Linked DNA regions of Mus musculus: region 2 is linked to region 1. The links are chromatin loops, found by intact Hi-C in ENCODE. Cell type or tissue: heart. All regions are shown on one strand. Links, peaks and the distances in the headings refer to the core of each region. The heading gives the core; the rest is flanking DNA.

Evidence for each region. Peaks named below come from ENCODE experiments on the same cell type or tissue, not always from the same donor. Only the 100,000 strongest peaks of a DNase experiment are listed, where the experiment ranks them.
Region 2: a loop joins it to region 1, with 3 times the contacts of the local background. A loop is called at or near these places in 2 of 42 quality-filtered maps.

The regions. Positions count from the first base shown.
Region 1 is chr19:31,968,954-31,977,291 of GRCm38, reverse strand. No RefSeq gene overlaps it. Among named protein-coding and RNA genes, the nearest start is that of A1cf, 100 kb to the right of the region's middle. In heart, for the core only: no CTCF peak of the experiment used is centred there; a DNase peak (open chromatin) is centred at 5,051; H3K27ac peaks cover 252 bases; H3K27me3 peaks cover 542 bases.
Region 2 is chr19:32,502,893-32,511,230 of GRCm38, reverse strand. All of the region lies in intron 4 of Minpp1 (multiple inositol polyphosphate histidine phosphatase 1), which reads right to left. Among named protein-coding and RNA genes, the nearest start is that of Minpp1, 21 kb to the right of the region's middle. In heart, for the core only: no CTCF peak of the experiment used is centred there; no DNase peak of the experiment used is centred there.

The DNA of each region.
Region 1 (8,338 bases), core at 286-8,285:
ATCAGTTCTGTTCTATGGGCTTGAGCCAGGGAGTTCTCACACCAGAGAAAGCCATTGTTAATACAGGGAAGCAGAACTGACAAACACACAGAAACACACACACACACACACACACACACACACACACACACAGAGAGAGAGAGAGAGAGAGAGAGAGAGAGAGAGAGAGAATAAAGACAACCAGGGGTGGCCATGTTTATAACCTGAACAGACAGAAGGATCCAGAGACATCTTAGTTCCTGGACACTGGATCAGCAGCCAAGTCTGACCTCTCCTTTATGTCCAAACAGAAGGCATCTTAACCAGACTTACCCTTGGAGGTGACAGACCAGGCAACTTTCTAATTTGTTTCCTTTGGAATGGAGGTGTCATTTCAAAGGTGCCTTTGAAGCATTAGGCAGCAATTGACCCTAGAAGTTCCCTGATCACCATACTCTTCCTTGCTCCAATGGCCTCTGAGAACCCCAATATCTTGAGGTCTAGAGCTTGGGACTTCAATGCGACCCCCAGAATTCTTCTTTTCTCATTTGTGAGTGTTTAAGCACAAAAGCCATGCTCTGCATTGACATACTTCAGTTAACAAAAACAGGCAGAAGCAGCACTGTAGAAGCTACAGAGCAAGGTTAGTACATTTTGAGGCTTTCCCAGAACTATGAACATATATGGATTGTTTTTTGGTTTTAGTTTTGGCATGTGGCACTGTCTATGTGCTGAGTTTTATGGCCTGAATGGTGCTTCCATCATGGAATCAGTTGTGCTAAGGTCTGGGCCTCTGTTCCATTTCGAGATGCCCAGTGCTCCCTATTGCTTCATGGTCTTGTCACTGGAGAGAAATTGGACATGTGCATATTTCACAAGGAAGGAAATAAGAACAGCCTGGTGCTTCAACTGCAGTGAAAATGACAGCGGTTGATTTAATTTCTCTGAATTTTATTTTATTCATTTTATACCGGAAATCATGGTTCCTTAAAACATTAACATTTTTGCTCATTGAGAAAAATTAAAATTTTTATTAACCACGAATTACTGTGCTGGTTAGTTTTTGCCCACTAGACACAAACTAGAGTCCCCTGGGAAGAGGGAGCCTCAGCTGAGGAATTGCCTCCCTTAGCCTGGCCTACAGGCTTGACTGATGATTGATGGAGCAGGGTCACTCTTGGCAGCAGCATCTCTGGGCAGGCAGATGTAAATTCTGTAAGAAAGCAGGTTGAGCAGGCAGAGGAAGGAATCCAGGAAGTAAAGCCTCCTCTCTCTGCTTCCTCCCTCTCCCCACTTCCTGTTCAAGGGTGAGCCAGATTAACCCTTTCCTCCCTCAGTCACTTTTTAGTGGCCATTTTATCACAACAGAAGCACTAACTAGACAATCACTTTCTAGTTCATTGAACTCGGGTTTTGAATAAAAGTAAGAAAAAATTATCTGCTTTTCAGTTCTAAAGAAATTTAGAAAATTTCTCCTTTCCCCAGTACCTATAGGGTTTCATTGTTTGCTTTCAGAAATCAGTGATGGACTGTAGCCTGGGGTTGCTAGCTAAACTAAACACTCCCTCCTAGAAGTTGCTTTTCTGTCAGGATATTTTATCATGGTAACAGAAATGAACCTAGACCAATGAGATTGTTCTGTTTTGTGGTGTGTGCGCATGTGCACACATGCGTGCACATGTGTGCATGAGTGTGTATGTGTGTGTGTTTATAGTATTTGTTAATTATTGGTAACAATATTATATTCATTTTTACAGAGAGATTTACTGAATTTAAACCCCTGCTTCTTTGTCTATACTTTCTTAGATCTCAGGTGTGTTGCCTGATCTTGTTTTCTTGGAGTTCTGTTCTGAAACCATCTGGGTGTGGTGACTTCAATTTATTTCATTTCATTTCATTTCATTTCATTTCATTTCATTTCATTTCATTTCATTTTTCACTTCTGAGAAAGCTCTTCTGTGATTCTTCTCTATTTACCTATAGATATTTAGTATATATAGTATTTAGTCTCGCCATCTCTACTATTTGTGAAGAAATTATTTTCTAGACCATCTTATTTAAGTTGTCATTTTTGAATGGTAGGCTGTATACTGTATATTTTAGGTATTTTTCATTTTCTGTAGTTTGTAGATGATCTACATTTGTCATCCCCTCTGGGTGGCCTGCTCTTTCCACCAACCCCTTACCATTTAGCTAAGTGACCCCTGCTCAGAGAACCACCTCACCTAACATAGCTTCTTTTCCCTTTTTTCCATTTTTTTTTGTGCCAACTCTCTTCCTGGCAACTCACTCTCTTATAATGTAGACCTATGGAGTCCTCTCATATTTTGATTGGAAGCGTAACCTTTAATGGCTGAGCCATCTCTCCAGCCTGAGTCAGCTATGTGTTAGCCATTCTGGCCCCAGTGCCTAAATGTGATCTGATTGGTAGCATTTCTCTGTAATAACTATTAAAATGAATACAAACCCAAGTATCCCCTGCTGCAGACCCTCTGGGTCCCTTTGTCTGCGTGGAAAGGGTCTCTAGTCACAGGTGGGCAAGGAGTCGGCGGGAATGACAGACAGATGCACACAGGAAATTGTGTAGAATCTGAATGTATTGTCACAAAGTGAACACCAGTCTTGTATAGGACAGAAAATAAAGGGGGTAGGAAGTCACAGCAGGCAAAGTACATTGAAGTTGCCTGACACAAAACAAAGGAGTGACTTCAAAGGGACTTACAGGAACCAGGTAGGTGTTTACAGTAATGATAAAGCAGTCCTGCCTAGGGTCAGCTTAATGACAGGTAAGGATTTCACACCATAATGCTACTCTTTTGAGCCTTATGAAGGCTAGCACCAGGGGGTTCTGCTCTAGCAGACCTTCTCATGAATAATGCAATACCACAACCCCCCTATTTCCTAGGCCTTGATAAATTCTTATATGAGTGTAACTTTTAAGTATCTGGAGAATCTCCATTTGTCAGAAGAATTCACCAACTTGCTTCTAATATGCAATGTAGCCTGTACTGAAGATTTCTGTCTCAGTGGGATTCCCTGGCTCTTTCATGGTAGTCCCTTGTTTGGGTGAGACTAACTACTGTCCTTAGTAAACACTGTGCAGACCAGCCCTGAGCTGCTGGCTCCATCTTTTGTAATGATTAATTAGTTACTGTCTCTATCAAGCTCCTCGGCTTCAAGCATTTTCTAGGACATTGGAACACTGGCGAAGGCTCTGGCTATGTCAGAATTCAAACTTAAAAGACACTTATAATAAAATAATACTAAAAGAGAGCACGCGGATCCATACACTAGACTAATGCTGGGATAGGGTGTGAGTATACAGGTTATGAGAACGCCAAAGCTCCAGGAGGTAAGTTCCTTTTGAAACTCTATGCCTCGTGAGTGCTCCTAGGCTTCTCAGCCTGTCAAGAAGACTTCACTGGAGGGTGCGTGGCAATCCCCCCTTTTTTTCCTTTTGTACCTAGAACCAGGTAGCATGTTTCAGGAAAAAGGAATCCTGCTGCAATTTCTGTTCCATCTTTGGTGCTTCTCCGTAAGAAGAGTCTAAGTTATATGGCTTCTTCATAGTTTGTCTAAGCCTTGATTTGTCTTGAGGTTGAATTTGGCTTTCTAAGCAGAAAGGTGTTCTTTTCAATGCCATGGTGGGCCAGAACTACACACAGGTGAGGCAGCATATCTCTAGAGATCTAAAATGTGTGAAAATAAGTTGGGGTCCTAGATGACATTTGGTGATATGGATGCTCAGCCAGCTGTGTGGTAAAAGTAGACAGATGGCTCGGGGCAGCTCCAGTGAGGATGGGACCTTGGACCTTAGACCCCAGCATCTGTGGCTAGCTCCCAAGTGAAATGTGGGATGTTAACCTTGAGTGATGACTGCCATGGAAATTAAGTGGAAAAGAAATAGTCCTCACAAGTATCATGTTTTCTGATACACTCTCTCTCCATTAAGTGTTATTAAGTGTATGGAAAGAAATTAGGCAAAAATTTGTTTTATTTCATAATCTTATGTAAGTATAAATAAGTTTAAAATATTAATACACCGTGAAAAACCACAAGCCAGAGAGACTCAAATAATAATTATTTAAAGGGATGCATGAGTCCGTATTGCTGAAATTAAATCACCATTGATTTGATTGCGGTTCTAGTTGCTCTTGCGGATTTTGAGTCTGCTTCTCTGTGTTATAGTGGGCTGTGATAGCTCACTTCCAGTGATTACTCTTTTCATTTGTACTGTTGTGAAACTTACATTTGAGCCAACATGGTGGCACCTGTTACTCCCTGCATGCCACAGAATACCAATTGCCTAAAAGCCCATCCTTGATGATGGGCTATGATGCAGAAGCATAGGATGAAGTAAACTCATCCCTTTCCCAACCCCAACTAGCTTTTGGCTGTGGTCTCTATCACAGCAATAGAAGCCATAACTAGGACATAAACCTACACCTTGGATGCTTCTTCAAAGCTCTGAGTCTTGTCTAGGATTTGACCTTGCAAGTCTATGGCAGGTATTGTAAATAGGTTTCATCTTTCGTGGTTTTCTTGACAGACATACAGCAGCTGCTTGTAGACGGGAATTAAAAGGGTTGAGGGATGGTGCTTGGGTCTGTGGGAACAATGGCTGTGATGGGAGAACATTGTTTCACGTGGGCAAGGCCTGAGTTAGGTTGTCCTTCTCCATCCATGGCATTGTGTAAATAACCTTTTTGAGACACAAGTTTAATGGCACATGTATAAGATCCGTTTTTCTAATACTAGAAACATTTTAAAAATAAAATTTTATCTTGTTAAGTTTTTTTCCCCCCTGGTTTTTTATCACTATCTATACAGTGGAAACAAAGACATATAAATATGAAAGACATTATTAAAGTTACAAATGCTGGATTTCAAATGGGTCAGATATAGGAATAGAATTTCCAGGAGGGACAGAAAACCATTCCGTAGACTGCATGACCCCATGTCCTACTCCAACAAACTAACCAGCTTCTCTCTCAGCAGGCAGACACCTCTGCTCAGGAGAGGGCAGAGAAAAGAGACACATTCACCCTAGCTAGGGTGCAATGCCTGCACACAAGCGAACTCTCCCTTTGCTGGATCTGCAGCGCCACCTACTGAGCCAGAAAGGAAGTGTATAGAGGCTTTGACGTGCACATGGGGACCCTGGAGGATATCGTTTTTTTTTTCTGAAAAGCGCATTTTTGCATATCATAATCTAGTTTATTTGCAAGGCAATGTTTTGATTGAACCCTTCTGAGAAGGTCTCACTGTTATTTTTAATTTAGTGTAGAGTATAATCATGCATGCTGACAATGTACATTAAATCATTTGTTTCTTTTCTTAGAATTAGTGTTTTAAATAAATAAAAAAAAAAACCCTGAAGGTTAAAAACTCAAAACCTCACTTCTGATGTCTTTCAAATTACAGAACTAAGGCACATTGTTTGAATGCTGTTCAGGAGATGATGAAGTCCGCGTGGGAGAAGGGAGGACAGCAATATTGGTTACGTTTTTATTTCAAGTTGGCATTTCATGCCATTGTTGATGTTGGTACCATGAAAAAAGAAACACACAATGATCCAAGAACTCTAGGAATTAGATTCTACTCAGGCTCTCTGTCTCTCTCTTTGTCTGTCTCTGTCTCTGTCTCTGTCTCTCTCTGTCTGTCTCTCGGATTTACATCACATGCTGAGATCACACAGGGTTTGAGGAACTGAAAGCCACACGTCTAAGTAACCTTTTCTAATTTAGTGTCCCTTAAATGTAGCTGGACTGGGACGATTTGTTTTCAAAGCATTTCCAACCATTGTCTCTGTCTTGCCAGGTAGGCAGTTGTGTATTCTGCATGTGTGCCCTGGTCTATACCTCATGGCAACCTCCTGATTTCTATCTCTACTTCACAAGAAGAGGAGACTGGAGTTGGGAGAGTGGACAGCTGGGTGCAAAAGGCACAGTTAGAAAATGTAGGCTGGAATGAAAGAGACGGCATGTCTGGTTTGTAGGACCAGTTTGCTCCTGTCATGCCACACAGCTGATCAGAGGGACAACACAAAAGCTTATGTTACAGAAATAAGCAACTTCATCTTGGATGTTGGAAATCGTGTGTCCTACCTGTAATGAATGAAAAAAAGGTGGCTTATGTCTCACTCCACAGCAGCAGTCCATCTAGCTTCTCCTAAAGCCAGGACATTCTCTTGAAATTTCTCTCTCTCCGTGTCTCTCTCTCTCTCTGCCTCTGTCTTTCTCCTTCCCTCTCTGTCTTTATCTCTGTCTCCCTCTCCCTTACTTTCTCCCTCCTCTCATTCTCTCCCTCTCTTCCCCCTCCTCCCCTTCCTCCCCCTCTTCCCCTCTCTCCATCTCTCTTGCTCCTCTATCTTTTCTCTCTCTTTTTTTCTCATTTTCTTTCTTAGAAAAAAGTTTCTGTAGCAGTAAGGATGAACCCAGTGGTTTTTGCATGCTGGGCAATCATTGTACCCCTGATCTGAATTGCTAAGCTTCCTGAGAGATTCTGAATAAGGTATAAGACACATTTCCTCTGGTCCCTTCCCATGTCTATGCAATGCTCCGGGCTTCTTAGCTATGAAAGTGAGATTTAATTCACTTTAATTCTCTGTGATTCCACTTTCAAACATACTGTCCCGAAGAGACCACATATTATGAGCTTTGTCAGTAAGAAGTGAATATAAAAGAACAGATAATCCCGGAAGGAATGGCTGGATGCCTGACCTATGATGTAAAATATATTTCGGGGATGTCTCAGCTCTTGTCTGCTTTCCCACAGCCATGCATAAACTGCCTACCCCAGTGTATCTCTGGTTATCTTGCATTTCCTGCAGCTTTGCATCAACCACACTTACATTATTCCCCTTCGGACATTAATACAACTCAATAGCTGCTGCCCAAAGCTGCTATCCTTGTAGGAAGTGAGTGTCTCCAAATTTCTTCAAATACTTGAGACATTGAATTATTGTGGTTATTGCTGCCTTCAGGGTATCTTTGCAGGTTGGTAGCAGAGAACTCTTTGGTAGTGAGGAGGTTGCCACCTGTGTGAGGGACAAGCTGTGCTCCTCTTTCTCTGTGGGCCAGGTCCTCCTAGCAGGTGGGTGGCAGAGGAGGCAGATGTGTCTTATTGTGTTGTCCATGTTCTCTGATCACTTCGGCTTCCACCTGTGGCTTTCAGGAATTAATTGGCAAGATGGGTGTAGACGCAATAAGAGAAATGCCTCGGGGGACAGAACCTGTGAGGGAGAAGAAGAAACAGGTTGGGGAGTTTGAAGGCTGCAACAGAGGTGAGATAGGTGCAAAGCCAGAGGTGAGGGAGGAATAATTGAGAAGAATGTCCCTAGACCCCAGCGTCTTGAGAAAGTCTTTGATGGAATCCAGAGGTGATTCTTAAGAAACCACCTTGATGAAGGAGTCTGTGTTGGTCAAGAGTGACCTGGTCCCAATGTTTCTGCTGTGTTAACTCCTTGACTAGGGTCAGTGTGAACCTCTCTTGAAAGATGGGTTAGATCCTCTGGTGCTCTTGGTAGCAGTTCCTCTTAAGGGAGGTATGAGGGGGCTCCCCTCTGTAGACACTCAGATTGTTAAAAAAAAACCCTCAGCTCTCAGCTCTGGATTCTGCGTTACTGGGATCAAAGCTTGCTTGTACCACTGTCTATGTGATTCTTGGTAAGGTACTTAATTTCTCTAAACTGTTGTTATTATTTCCTCTCTGCTTTTACACTCCTCCCTCCCCTTCTCCTCCTCTTTCTCCTCCCCCTCTCCCTCTCCCACTATTCTTTCCCTTTCCCTTCTCTCTACTCCCTCCTTCCCCAGGGACTCACGATGTAGGTCAGGTTGGCCTTGAGTTCACTATGTAGCTTAGCTAGCCTCAAACTCATTATCTTTCTGTCTTAGCCTCCTGAATACTCTTGAATTCTCGTGTTAGATTACATGTGTTTACCACCACATGTATAAGAGAAGATTATTTTCTTGTTTGAGTTTTCTCCTTTGTTTGGGGAATAGAAGTGAAGAACTGAAATCTCCGCAAGTCCCTTCTTGAATGTGACTCTGCTCTGATATTGAGCAGAAAGAGACTGTGTGTTTTCTTAGGGAAAATTAAGTGGTGTACATTGAAAATAGTTTTCAGGGTCCAGAATTGTGTCTAAACCCAAAAATAATGGCAGACCTGACCAGACAGGAGAAGGCTTTTGACTGGCCTATTGATTATGTTCAAGGATTTAGATATGGCAAACCCAAGCCAGGCTTCAAGACAAGCTATTTAATTATACTGAGATATCCTCTCTCATTATCTTCCATTTTCAACCATCCTAAATTACATTAAGTATTTTTTTCTATCTAATTAGACATAGGACTTTAAG
Region 2 (8,338 bases), core at 120-8,119, 530 kb before region 1:
GGTAAGATAACAACAAGGAAATGTAATTCTGGCTTGTACAGATAGCAGCATATGACTGTTGAGAAAGCCTCTCATCTCAGGAGGGACTTGCTAAGAGGCAGTGTCTGGAGAGTCCGTGCACACACTGCTCCCTGCCCCTGATAGCTCAGCCAAGTGCAGCAGCAGGCTCGCACTGTGAGTGCAGGAGCCCATGTGTAAAGATGAAGAGGACACGGCCACCTTGGTCAGCACAGCCAGCTAACCTCACTAAAAATACCATGCACTAAACTTACAAGGGGAGTTCAAGGAAAATAGCCTACCTCTAGAAAACTATTACCCCAAGTCTTATTTAGTTCTTTTTTTCCTTTTTTTGAGACAGGGTCTCACTGTGTAGCTCTGGCTGGCCTGAAATTCACTATGTAGACGAGTCCAGCCTCAAACTCATCTGCCTACCCCCGAACTCCTGACTTCCAAGTGCTAGGATTAAAGAAAGGCATGGACTACCACACAGGCCATAAAGTCAAATGTTTTAGATTAGTTTCCTTCAGGTAGACTACACCTGAAAATTATTCAAAATAAATGTGTGGCTTGCTATTCTGACTCTGGATGCAAGCTCATTTGGGTCAAAGCCCTCATAAACGTGAGCATCTGCTGAAGTGAGGACAGTGGAAGGTGGGTCCCCCACAGCTGAACTCTGAGGGCACAAGAACACACTCAGCAAGTTATGCCAAAGGAAGATAAGCCACTTCCTCTGCAGTTGCTGGACTGACCCATAGCAATACATTAGCATGAGGCACAGAGCAGCAAATCAATGTGTGAGAGCGAATAGTCACAGACCATAAGAGCTGGGGTAGCTCCAGCAGCAGGGGTCAGAGGTCATACTCATTAGTGGTGTAAGGGTTTAGAGTCCAAGAGGCCATTCAGGTTGGTTCTCGTTCTAAAATATAAGTGTAAATACCACACTGAAGACAAACACCACAGCAAGTAGTACAGTCACTTGACTGAGCAGCATATTTTAGAAATCACCAGATATCCCAAAGCACCAAACATAAATAAAAAGTCCAGGTAGCCTGTGGCTAAGTTTAATAGATACAATCAGAGCCAAAACAAAGGACCATCTAAAATAAGTGATCTGGGAAAAACCGAAACATCCCCGTGTGTAAGAAATTCTTGTATAGAGTAGGACAAGCCATTTAAGATAACAGACACTCATTTACTTCCAAACCACTGCTGATTTAAAATAATCTCAAGCCAGCTTTCTGGGAACAGAACAGTATTCCACCTGGGAGTTCTGCAAGACTGCGCGGTGTGTCAGTGCTACGTCACAAGGCTTCTAGTCTAGGAATCTGGATTCACCAACTTTAAAGGCATGTCCATATCAAATCACAGGGTGTAAGTTCTTACTTGGCATAAATTCATCCAAGGATTATTAAAGGCGAGGACCATCTACCTAAGATTTTTAGTCAGAAGTGGTATACAGTAAGAAAAAAAAAAACTGTTAAAATTTCTTGTTTCTCCTGTGTTCGTGGTTAAACCCAGGGCTTTGTATACATGGGGCAAGCATCCTGCCAATCCCTACACTTCCAGATCTGTCCTTGCTTTGACTTTAGAGATTGGGTCTCACCACAGAGCCGATTTCTCCTGGGATTCACCATTTACCCAGGCTGCTGTCTAATATTTGATGCTTCTGCTTCCACTTCCCTGCTTCTGGGAATGCAGGCAGGGAGTGCCTTGTATATCCAAAACATACATACACCCATAACACACACACACAACACACACGCGCGCACGCACACACTAACTTCATTCTTGATTTTTTTTCATTTCAAATACAACACAGAAAGAGTTCAATAGATAACTATGTTGAGGTTGTAAGGGTAAGAAGGCAAACTGAGCCTACTTTCAATTAAGCAACGGGAAGAACATTAAATTAAGGTCAGGGAGAGTTCTCTATGCAGTCTGGTTGGCTCTAACTCCTTCCAAGTTAGCTGCTTGGGTACTTGGGCTAAGTCTGAGACCATGACAGACTGTGTTACATGGTCCTTCCATTAGTAACAGCTCAGAGCATTAACTGCTTAAGTCTCAAACATATGCTTTTCTTCATTATGTTGTTTCCCATAGCCTGAATTCAACTTAGTTATCACTGGGCATTTAAGTTTTACTTAAAGTTTAATTAGAGAAATAACCAGATGACAAAGCAACCTCAACTCGTCAAGGCTTTCCTAAAGAACAGCTTTCTCTCTCGCTCTGGCTGTCCTAGAACTCACTCTGTAGACCAGGCTGGCCTTGAACTCTGAAATCCGCCTGCCTCTGCCTCCCAAGTATTGGGGTTAAAGGCGTGCGCCACCACTGCCCAGCAAGAACAGCTTTATTCCAGAGGCTCTGAGTGTAAGAAAAGCATCTGAATTGGTTCTGAGATATGACTCAAATCACCTTAGACAATAATTAAAAATTATTTTAAAATCAGTAAGTTCAAAGTCAAGGGTCCACTTATAACTAAGAATGCCAGAACGCTCTTCTTCACTTATAAACAAGACACAGCAGCAGTATGGAACTGATTTCTACTTCGTTGTTCAAATCTATTGGTAAACTATCAGATATACCTTTGTTCAACGACATCTATGGAAACATGTATGTCAAAAGGGGAACATCCCCTTCGAAGGGTTAATATAGTCCTTAAACATCTGTTCACATTTACATTTGCCTGCCCTTTCATGAGACTTACTCAAATTTCTGTTTGGGGGCATTTTAAAAAATATCACTTTCTCTTCTAAATTACACTGGAACAACAAAAGTGTGTGTGAGTGTGTGTTGGGGGATGGGGTAAGGATCTTCAATTATGGGCAGTTGTTCCGTGAGTTGTGGGGTTTCTCGTGTATACACTGTGTGCTGGCCATTATCACCCCCTAGTCTTCTCTCACTCCCTCTAAACCTTTCTTCTTCCCAACAATTTCTCTTCTTGCTTTCATCTTTTTGTTTGCATTGTTTTTTGTGACCCTCTGAGTTTTACTATTTTGAATTTTTTTGATCAGCTTATATTATAATCACCATTCCAAATACTTCAAACCAAATATACAAGAGTATATGATCGAATCTTTATCAGCAGTCATTAAAAGTATGCTCACAGTTTTGATAAAGGCTCTGACTTTTTGAAGGGGGATATTTATTCTGGCTCATGTTCAGAGGGCTTAGTCACATTCACCCTCCTGACAAGGTAAATGGACAGAGCACTGTGTAGCAGGAGGAACCTGGCTGGGTAGAGCTGTTCACTTCACGGCCCATCAGGAAGAGAGAGAAAAGAGAAATCAGTTAACTCCTATAAGGAAGCAATCAGAGTTCATTTTCAGGAACACGCTGCCACTGCTCCAAGCACTAAAACTGAATAGGTCCATCAAGTTGTAAGCCAACTCCTGGTTCACGTTCATGCAGGCCCAACCAAGCACCTCACGAAAGCGCCACCTGCCCAGCTTCTGCCTGGACTGTATCCCAAGGCGCAGAGAGTGCGCCTGGAGGTCACGGTCAACCTTTGCTGAGTCAGCACTCCAGAGCCAAGTTAGGATGAAGTGCGAATGAAGTGATGCAACTGGGAATCAGTGTGCCTGTGTCCTCAATCTCTCCCTCCCCTCTCCCTCCTTCTCCCCGCCCCCACCACACCCTCTCACACACATCCACACAAATAACATCAGAAGGGCTTGTTAGAAAGAAGGGGGGTTCAGTGGGAAGGGGACAGAACCAGAAAGGGTGATAGATAATTATGCTGAAGCGAGATCATGCGCATGTGTGAAATGTACTAAGCTTGCCTGTGTGAGCATAGGCACAGGCAGCATCCAATGGCCACACCACTGAAGAATGACCCCACCCCTTCCTCGCCCCAGCACGCACTAGCTGACTACAGCCCCTCAGCTGCAGTGGAGTCTCATGCTCTACCTTATGTCTGACTTGGGATCTCTCCTGAATCAGCAGCTGAGCAGCTGGGCTATGCAGCTGGCCAGTGAGCCCTAGGGCTCTCTTTCTGCCTTTCTCTGAGTCCCGGTGTAGGGCTTACAGAAGTGTGCTGTCACATCCTGGTTTTGCATGGGTGCTGGGGATTCAAATTCAGATCTTCATGGCTCACACAGTGAACACTTTACGCACTGAGCCACCTCCTTAGTTCCTAAATCAGACCTGAGAGAGAATAAGTCCAGTGTATCAAATGAATTACCTAACGTTACCCAGGAAGAAGGTGGCTTTGTAAATTGCATCCTTTATTATATAAATAAACGAGAAGATTTTATTGTCTTCAATTCAAACCAAATTTAATCTGAAGACTAAAATTACACCAAGAAATGAAACTATGTAAATGTTCAAAGTAGGTAAATGCCTTAAGCAATTCAAAATGCTCAGTAAGAAGACCCAATAATTGCATGTTTTCCCTTAAGCATACACAGCTACATCTTTCTAAGCTCTTAATTTATGTTTCACACGCAACTGGCGTTACACAAACTATGCTTTCAAACATGATCTAGGACTATCAGATGGCACTTCGGACAAATTTCACAATGTGCACACTTACGTAAGAGCACATACAAATGGTTGGAACTGCCAGAGCAATGAGACGCTTTGAGAAGAAAATTACAAAAAGTAAATTTTGTTTACAAGTCTTCAATATTTGACTGCAGTAGATCTCTGGAGAAGTACACATTTGGCAATGTAAGCCTGGAATGAAAATGACACAAATGTCCTTTTTATGTAAAAATATGTAGAAATTAAGCTCACAAGATAGAAGAACAGGGATAAAGCTCTATTGTCCTCCCTACTAGCATTAGGAAGCTAGAATTATATGAAACAGTAGTTTTCAGTCAGACAACAGAGTAAGAGAGAAGGCAAACGGGTTGAACCCAGCAGCTGTCCAGGCTGACTGTTTAGCGTCTGCAGGCTGTGGTGGAGGGTGGAGGGTGGAGGGCAGAGGCCATGGCAGCCCTGAGGTGAGTGAGGTCCAGGGAGGGAACACTGGCAGGAACTCATGGAACAGATATACTTCGGGACAGGGAGCTCTGGAGTCCAGAGGGGCCGCTCTCAACGTCAGCCATTATGTTACACATAGACTCACACATGGGAACCCAGGAGGAAGGCATCGGCAAAATACACTTCCAAGGCTAACAAGCCAAACTGGTGAACGCTCAGATGCACGGGGAAGAGAGGACTCCTGGTCAGACAGATCAGCAAAAGACAAAGAAGAGGGCCGGGAGACGGCACAGAGTTCAGCTCCTTGCTCTTGCAGGGGATCTGGGTTCTGTTCCCTAGATCCATGCTGAATAGCTCACAAATGCATATAACTCCAGCTTCAAGGGATCTGACACCCTCTTCTGCCATGTGCAGGAACACACACACACACACACACACACACACACACACACACGTAAAAATAAAATAAACCTTAAAAAGAGACGGAGAGCTAATGACTTAGGCACACAGGTGAGATCGAGCCAGCTGTACTACTTCTATGCTGAGATAGATGACTTTATGTTAACTGTAGTTCAATGCAGCTGTAAGCACAACACGAGGAGTGGACACATTGAAGCTTGGTAAGAGCACCTCTTTGGTCTTTGATTACCCACAAAGACATCTCTTCCCGTAAAGACTTGCATGTGACCTCATCATTCCAACTCACCCCCTGAGTATTTTGGGTTTTACATACAGATGCTCTTACTGGAGTGCCCTCCCATCTGGAACCTGGGTTCTTGCAGACAATTTGAAGGTATGCATCTTTGCATAATCTCTATTGCACGCAAACGAACACCCTTAGTGCTCAAAAATAGCATGAGGACTGCTCTGTACTCATGAGACCTGTGGTTCTGTGGGTACGCTTCACTTGCCAGTGTTCTGAGAAGAGGGGTACCTGAACCTTACAGCAACACAAATTTAAAAAAAAAAAAAAGGGAGCATTTTAAATTAACATCTAGAACACACATTACGTGCGCTTGTTTTTCTCTGGTCTAGGAAAGGTGCCCACGATTTATTCCACTATATTATCCAAGTCAAACCATCAAACCAAGGAGTCACTGACTGGGTATGCACTTGTTGTGAGACACTGGTAAGAGGCAAGTGTGTACAAACTCAGGTATATCTGCACACAATGCCTTTGGTACTCAACCTCCCCCTATGTTTTAAGTTTGTTGAGAAACACTGAATATGGTTCTAAAATCAAGAGAGATCTACCATACTACTCACTTCACCGAAGGCCAGTTAGCCTTTTCTAGTTACCCTGACCTTGAATTATTCACTTGTCTAATTAATCACAGGATTCTAATCATCCGTAGACTTTGGTCTCAATCACTGTAAGTATTATCTTTACTAGGGTGTGAACGATCAGAACTTTCTTCTTGGTCACTTTTGACAGCATTGCCAACATCTCCCACTATGCCCAGGTCACTGCCGTGCCACAAGGACTTGCTGAGCTGAAATGAGCTGAGTCCAGTGACTCAGTGGTTCCCAACCCGAGGGGCCAGCGAGCCTTTCACAGGGGCCACCTAAGAACATCAGAAAACGCAGATATTCACACTACAATTTACAGCAGTAGCAAAATTACAGCTATAAAGGATCAAGAAAATAATTTTAGGGTTGGGAGTCACCACAACACGGGGAACAGTATTAAAGGGTTCAGTGGGTGGGTGCATGAGGGGGGTGGCTAGGGGGGTGGGGTCCCCCCTCAGAGGCAAGGGTGAGAAAGCGATGAGGTGAAGAACTCTTAAAGGTGGGGACTGAGAAGGGGGACAACATTTGGCATGTAAATAAATGAAACAATAAAAAAATCTTTGATACACTATAAAAAAAATAAAGGGTCACAGCGTTAGGAAGGGTGAGAGTACTGCCTTAACTGGTAGCAGCATTCCTAGAGGTTCTCAGACATTTATTCAGATTTTGCTAGAATCATTATATGACAGAGAATATGCTTCTTAATAAGCCAGCCAATTCTATTGAGCAAGGCATTTAAAGGTTATGCCTGCCTGCCTTCCTTGTTTATTTATTTTATTTTATTTTATTTATATGAGTAATATACTGTGGCTGACTTCAGACACACCAGAAGAGAGCATTGAATCCCATCAGATCCCATTACAGATGGTTGTGAGCCACCATGTGGTTGCTGGGATTTGAACTCAGGACCTCTGGAGGAGCAGTCAATGCTCTTAACCGCTGAGCCATCTCTCCAGCCCCCCCACAGTTATGGAACTTCTAAAATAACAACTACAGAACCAGAGCAAAGTAAGTAAAGTACATCAAGGGTCACTATGATGTCATTGGAATTATTAACATGCACAAAGTTAGTTTAAAAACACGTGCCAACAAGGAAATTATTATGCAAATATAATAAAATTAAGAAATGATTAATACAGTAAGGAGACTAAGCAAACACCAGCAATCCAGTCACATGATCAGAACTGTCCCTTCGGAAGACGACCATACTGATGTGGCGTTAATAAGACCAAACTCAGGGGAAGCCTTGAAGGCAGGCAGTTTCTAAGACCTAGGTGGGAGCTGAGGAGACGCATCAGTCAGTGGGTGTGCTTAGATCACCAGCACCCACATAAGAAGCTGTGCATGGTGGCAGGTGTCTGTAACTCCAGAGTTGGGTCAGGGATAAAAGAGGGTCCCTGGAGCTCACTGGCCAACCCATGTAATTCAACCTGTGACCTAGTTACAGACAAATCCTGTCTCAGAAAGCAGGATGGAGAATAGCAGAGGAAGAGGGTCAACACTGGTGTCTGACCTGCACACACACAGACACACATGCATACATCTGAGCATGGACACACACACACACACACACACTCATATAGCTATTACACACATATACATGCAAACTAATTAAATTTTTTAGAAAATAGGTATTACCCTAAATTGAGATGGTAGCAATAAGGATAAAGAAAATGTAAACTGGAAATTTAATATAACTGAAGAGATGGTTCAAATGCCTCTGAGTCTCACAACCTAAGTTTGACCCCTTGATTCTCCATAGTAGGAGAGAACTGACTCCCTCAAGCTATCCTCTGAATTCTGCACACATGCTGTGAGACACATGCATGTACACACACACCACACACACCACACACACACACACAGAACCCACAAGGCAATGACTAGATACAGAAAGTGAGGAGGACGGAGTTCAGAATGCCAGTGGCCCTGCACTGAGCTGTGTGGGAGGCACGAAGGTAAACAGTACAGGAGAAGCAGCAGCGCTGGAGATAACCCAGGTCTATACCACACACTCCATCATTACCCAGGTCTATACCACATACTCGTTATTACCCAGGTCTATACCACATACTCCATCATTACCCAGGTCTATACCACATACTCGTCATTACCCAGGTCTATA